Regions from separate parts of the Homo sapiens genome. Here region 1 is linked to region 2. Evidence: chromatin contacts called from ENCODE Hi-C data. All regions are on one chromosome and are shown on one strand. Each heading gives the region's core, a stretch centred on a gene start or an enhancer-like site at or near the end of the contact. The rest is flanking DNA. Distances are from core to core; before and after follow the strand shown. Region 1 overlaps CREB3L2 (cAMP responsive element binding protein 3 like 2). Region 2 holds the start of MTPN (myotrophin).

The links. A loop is a pair of places that touch in the nucleus more often than their neighbours do. Pooled maps may share reads with other maps.
Region 1: a loop to region 2 is called in a map with no recorded cell type, with 5 times the contacts of the local background. The contact joins the enhancer-like site here to the promoter of MTPN in region 2. A Hi-C loop is called at or near these places in 2 of 168 maps with a recorded cell type or tissue (OCI-LY7 and endothelial cell of umbilical vein), 4 of 37 single-sample maps with no recorded cell type and 4 of 50 pooled maps.

What each region holds. Positions count from the first base shown.
Region 1 is chr7:137,979,893-137,982,728 of GRCh38, reverse strand. The region is part of intron 1 of CREB3L2 (cAMP responsive element binding protein 3 like 2); the gene reads left to right. Among named protein-coding and RNA genes, the nearest start is that of CREB3L2, 21 kb to the left of the region's middle. RefSeq lists enhancers at 1,107-1,196, 1,207-1,256. Within about 2 kb of position 1,405, at least 4 of the 41 ENCODE cell types and tissues checked have a DNase peak (open chromatin) inside an H3K27ac peak, as active enhancers do; they include OCI-LY7, where a contact is called at or near this core.
Region 2 is chr7:135,975,633-135,978,681 of GRCh38, reverse strand. MTPN (myotrophin) reads left to right here and starts at 1,323. Exons shown (of 4, transcript NM_145808.4): 1 at 1,323-1,653. The coding sequence starts at 1,582.

The DNA.
Region 1 (2,836 bases), core at 156-2,655, 2.0 Mb before region 2:
AGACATACCCAGGACTGGGTAATTTATAAAGGAAAGAGGTTTAATTGACTCACAGTTCCACGTGGCTGGGGAGGCCTCACAATCTTGGTGGAAGGTGAAAGGCACATCTTACATGGTGGCAAGCAAGAGAGAGCTTGTGCAAGGGAACTTCTCTTTATAAAACCATCAGATCTTGTGAGACTTATTCACTATCACGAGAACGATACAGGAAAGACCCACCCCCATGATTCAATGACTTCCCACTGCGTCCCTCCCATGACACATGGGAACTGCGGGAGCTAAATTCAAGATGAGATTTGGGTGGGGACACAGCCAAATCACATCAGCAGGGAACACAATTCAACCCCATAGCACTGGGGGTTCACTAGAGTTTCATAAGGTTCCCAAGGACTCATGGCGGTGACCAGAGCAGTGTGTTTTCTACTGAAAGAAACCTGTGGGAGTTGAAAACCTACAGACTGAAGGTTCTTAAGCTGAGTTTATGGCCTCAAGAGGGTCTGGGAACTTCTGGAAATGCTCTTTAGGGCATTGTATGTGCAGTGCATATGTGTGTCTTTCATCACATTTTCAAAAGGTTTGCTGACCTAACAGTGGTAAAAGCTAATGTCCCAGAGACTGTACCTCTAAAGTAGAAGCTGAGAAGGAACAGGTCTGTGCACACTGGTGTCCACCACCAGCATACCCCCCACCTCATTGTGCAGCCCCATCCCCCTGGAGCATTCCAGAGAAGCTCTGCTCCCTCTTGCTGCTGGGCACTAATTAGACCCTGACTGCTGGCAGGTGAGCTTACTGCCCAAGAACTAAAGAGAGAGAGCTCTTCCCCCAAAAGCTGCCCTGTGCCTCTGTACTCGAAACCTAACCCTTTGTTGACTTCTTTTACTTTTTATTTTTGGAGCAAACTCTATTTTTGGAGAATACATGAAACGAGTGGCTGTCTTACATCATAAACCAGAAAAACCACTGTGCTTATTAAAGGCATTTCGGAGTATTCTCAAGATTCGGACTCAAAGCAGACAATAGTAGAAGCTGGCTTTTCTGCCTCTAAATGGAGGGCTCTGGCCCCCACATTCATTCATCCCTCCTTGAGCTAAACCACTGCCTGCCTGGCTAACTGATCTCAAGAGCAAGGCTGGGACTCATGGGTATATATTTTTGGTCTGTGACTTTTTTCCTAGTTAATTTCTGTGGGGTCTGGACTGTTTTCTAGCCCCATACTTATTATTTTTTCTTGTTCTCTACTTCCTGGTTCTCCCACATGACTAATCCTTCTCTACACCCATGTTGAATTTTATTTGACCTCATTTGATATGTTTTCTCTAAGTCACTTCAGTCCTTTTTAAAACTTGGTAAACATGAATCCATTTTAAAAGCACAGGCCCTCATAGAATCTGGGTTTATCCTCAGGCTAGGTCACTGCTACCCCTGACCAGTCCCCAAAGAATGCTGGAGGCCTTTGCCATGCTCCACCTTCCTATTCTCCACCCAGGCTCCCTTTTCCTCCTCTCCTTTCTCTCCTTCTCTTTCCCTTTTTGTCTCCTTTGCTCTCCTCTTTCTTTCATTCACGCAGGCCTTCCCCTCCTCCTCTGGGCTTTAACTCTGCCGGTTTTCCTAGAGCTTTGCTCAGTCCTGACAGGTGTGAGGACCTGAACTCAGGGCTTGGGATCTTATCTCAGGTTCTCCTGCTTTATTGCAAGGACTCGGGGTCCTCAGCAGATCTTGGCATTCTGGAGGGTGTCACATTATTGGTGTGCATCATCGTTAAGGGTCTTTGGAGGGGATTTCTGTCTGGCATTTGGAAATTGCAGAATTGACTTTCTAAATGTATGGAGTAGCTGGCGACAAAGGGGGGTCACATTGTGGAGGAACAGGGGCCAGTGCATCAGTAAAGAGCAGGAGAGGCAAAGAGAGGAGCTGGTCACTCTTAGAAATTAATGAGGAATTTTATTGATGGCCAGTGGAAAATTGTTTCCTAGTTTGCCTTTCCCAACTCCTCCCTCTCAGTTGAAATCCTGAGGACCTTCAGCCTATAGCTCTAGCAGCTTTGGAGCCTGTATGGAGAAATCCCATGTCATGTATTTTAGGAGCCTGGGCCACTGGTTGGGGAAGTCTGAAAGTAGGCCTGATTTTTACAGGTGTCTGCAATGCTTGGGGTAAGCCCTGGGCACCAGCAAGTCTTCTCTTCCCCTTTCTCTGGTTGTGTTTGTCTAGGCCTGGGGTTGCCCCCCACCAGTTTGGAACCTTTTTAACTGAGCCTGTGGTCACTTGCATAACTCAGCCTGGGTGACCACTCTCCTGAGCTGCCCCAGGCCAGGCGAACCCACTGGAACAATGAAGCTCCTGCTCTGCCCATCCCCACGGTCTAGAGCAAAGAGTCTCAGTCTTGGCTGCACATCACACTTACCTGGGAGCTTAAACAACTTTGATGCCTGGGTCCCAGCCCAAGAGATTCTGATTTAATTGGTTCTGGGATGAGGCCTGGGCATCAGGCATTTTAAAAGCTCTCCCAGTGCTTCCAAAGTGAAACCGAGGTGAGAACTACTGGCTTGGAGTATGACTACTCAAAGCATGGTCCATGGTCTGGCAACATTCATCTCCTGGGAGTTTGTCACAAATTCAGAATCTCAGGCCCTACTCTAGACTTTCTGAATTATAATCTGAAGATCCCCAGATGATCCATGTGCATGTAAAATTTGAGAACTGCTGGCTAGAATATTCTGCTGCCTCCTGTGAGGCTGATTGGACTCACCCATCATCCGCATGCACCAGGTACTGATGCCAGATCAAGCTAGATGGAGCCCAAGAAACTGATGTGGCCTCCCCTGGATCCCTTCTTGGG
Region 2 (3,049 bases), core at 74-2,573:
CCCTTGAGATTTGTTTCCAGAAATCGTATCACTATTGGGTATGTGGATTTGTATTTCTAATTATCAGGGAGTAAAATTAACAAATGACAATCTAGGTAGATGTTAATATTTGGAGGGATTTCTTCTGATTTGAAACCCATTTGCTATTCTACTCTAAATGATAGCAAAAAAAAAAAAAATACATTTCCAAACACTATTGACATCCCCATTTTACACAAGTGGAAAACTGAAGCAGAAGGGGGTTCAGTAACTTGCCCAAGAAGACACAAAATTAGCAAGAAGTGGGACCTGTATCGCAAACTAAACAATTTGGCTCCAGAGTCTGTTTGGAACCCCTACACTGTACGGCAATGGTGGTAAAGTAGCTTAGTTAATGTGTTTAGTGGGTTACAAATAATAGATTATATATATGAGTTTTATATATAGTAATAGTTATATATGTATATATATTATACGTATATTTCTAGCTCCAATAAGAGCTTTTATTGGATCTATGTTCATGTGCGCATGCCTGGATCATTAGGGTTGTGAGGAACAATTCAAGTGGTAGCTATGCACTATGGCATTACAACTAAACCCTAGGAAGAACAGAACTGACTTCACCAGAACAGTCCTGAAGTTTCAAACCATTAAAAACAAACAGTAAATTTAAAAAACGCAAATTGTACTAGACAGTTTGGTTTGCTCCACTTTACGGCATCAAACTGAATGCCTGGACGTCATTTGCTGGTCAGGAAGATGAGTTAATTTTTTTTTTCCTGCCACACACTTAAGTTTTTTGCTCCAGGGAACATTATACATAGTGTTAACACACTCAATTTACATTGTAGTTTTAGTGTTGAAGATTTCCTGGAGGGCAGGAATAGCGTTATTCCATCGTTTTTAGCCCAGTCAGACTGGATGACGGAGAGAGGGAGGGGTGAAAAGGAGGGAGGGAAGGGGAAAAGGCAAGGAAGAAGGAATTCAAATTAAACACTCTTCCTATACATTTTTAGAAGCTGAGCAAGATGCCCTCCAAGATTATGTTTTTTAAAAAGTAAAGTTTTTCCCATTAATGGTGGTGCAGAAGCGTCCTAATCCCATCGAAAGTACTCTCACTCTTCCTCCATTCGCTGTCTTGACCTCCCCCGGGCCTCCTTCATTCTGCCTCCCAGTCCCGCCCACTTGTCGCCGGCTCCTACCCTCCACTCTAGCCTTCCCGGCAGCCTGTACATTGCGCATGCGCACTAGTGGCGTTCGCGCCGCGGACCCAGAGAGAGGCGTTCCGCGGAGGAGAAGAGGAAGAGGAAGTTGGGGGAGGGTCCTAGCGGGGAGTGAACCGGAAGTGTAAAGGTTCCTGCCTCTCCTCGGCCAGGCGGAACCTCTCTGCTGGGCCCGGTGGCCGCAAAAGAACTTTCTTTCTCCCGCCCGAACGGTCGCCGCGGCCAACTGCCTCGCCCGCCTGGCAGCCTAACCCTCCTTCTCTTCTTCTCCTCTCCGGCTTCGCGCGGCCCTGCCTCCCTCTCGCCCGGCGGCATCCGCTTGCTGCTGCCACCGCCTCCTCATCTTCTGCCCGGCCAACCGGCCTGCCCCGCTGCAGTGATGTGCGACAAGGAGTTCATGTGGGCCCTGAAAAACGGAGACTTGGATGAGGTGAAAGACTATGTGGCCAAGGTAAGCGGGGATGAGAAGAGTAGGCGAGAACACGGAGGTGGGCTGGAGATGAGGCTGAGGAAGCTGATGGGAGCTGGACTGCGGGGATGGGGGTGGGCGGGAGGAGAGACTTCCTGGGTGGAGGCGGCACCAAGGAGAGAGGGGCGTCTAGGGAGGAGCTAAACTGAAAGAAGGGTCCAGGTAACTTGGTAGCGTTCTGTGTCAGGTAACTGCTGCGTTAATACAGTTAGGCGCTACCTGACTTCCTGGCCTCTTGGGGGAGGGGAGGAGTGGTGTCTGGCTCATCCAGAGTTTCTTCTGCGCACTGATCATTTGAGTTTGGCCCTCTTCTACACCAAAGTTACTTAAACCTTTCTTTGAATGAGGTAATTCTCCATCTTGGACTTACCCATTACTAAATGAAGTAACCTAAGTAATTAGGATCAGAGGAACATGTTTTTTAACTCTCGGCCTGGTGTGAAGTTGAAGAATTCATTGACCGTGAAAAGAGTACCGAAAATAGAAATAGTTAAAATTCTGAAACTGAGTATCACTTCACTGTGGTGTCTTAACTTTGGGTGTGGCCTTTTTCCTTTCCCCCACCACAACAAATACATATTTGCTTCAAGTGGTAAGGTTGTCAACTGGCATCTGGGAATGTTTAAGGTATCTGAATAGTTTTTAAACAAGCATGTTAACTTCAGTTATTCCATTCTTCTCCCTGATTTCACCTGAAATGCTTACATGTGTAGTAAATAGCAATGCAGTTTAGTGGCAGTGTATTTGGGGGGTAAAATCATGATGAAGAAAGACAAACTCAAACCTCAGCCCCAAATATAAAACTGAATCGACATTGTGGCAGAGTGGGAAACTTAAAATTCCAAGCTAGCCTGTCTTTCCATCCTGAAACTGTGCCTTTGTAATTATGAGAGAACTTAACATGTGATTTTAATTTAGTGATAATCTAAAATGAATCTTCCAAAACAAGTATAATTTTATGACAACCACGGATGGCATCTTGCTCACCTTCTAAAAGTGTGAGAACCCAGTCTAGATTTTAACTCTTCAAAGAATAGGACCTGACCTGGGTTTTTGCTTCAGAGGCTGTGTTAGGAAGCAAGTAAGCGAAGCAGTTTCTTAAAACTTACAGGATTGTGCAAGGCAAACTGCTGAAGGTTTTTACTTTATTTAATGCCATTACAATTTAGACTTTTTGGATGCTGCTTACCTGCTTAGTTTTTTGCAGTGGAGTTTTAGGACAGGCTGTCTTCTCGTCACTGCCTTCTCAGCTGGTAGCCAACTGAAACTTGACTTATTGGCTATTTCAATATAAAGCTAAAAGGTAGAAATTATTTGGTACACTTACCAGTGGTGGGACACTGCAATACTCTGGAAGTAAGTGGGCTTTTGTTTTCCT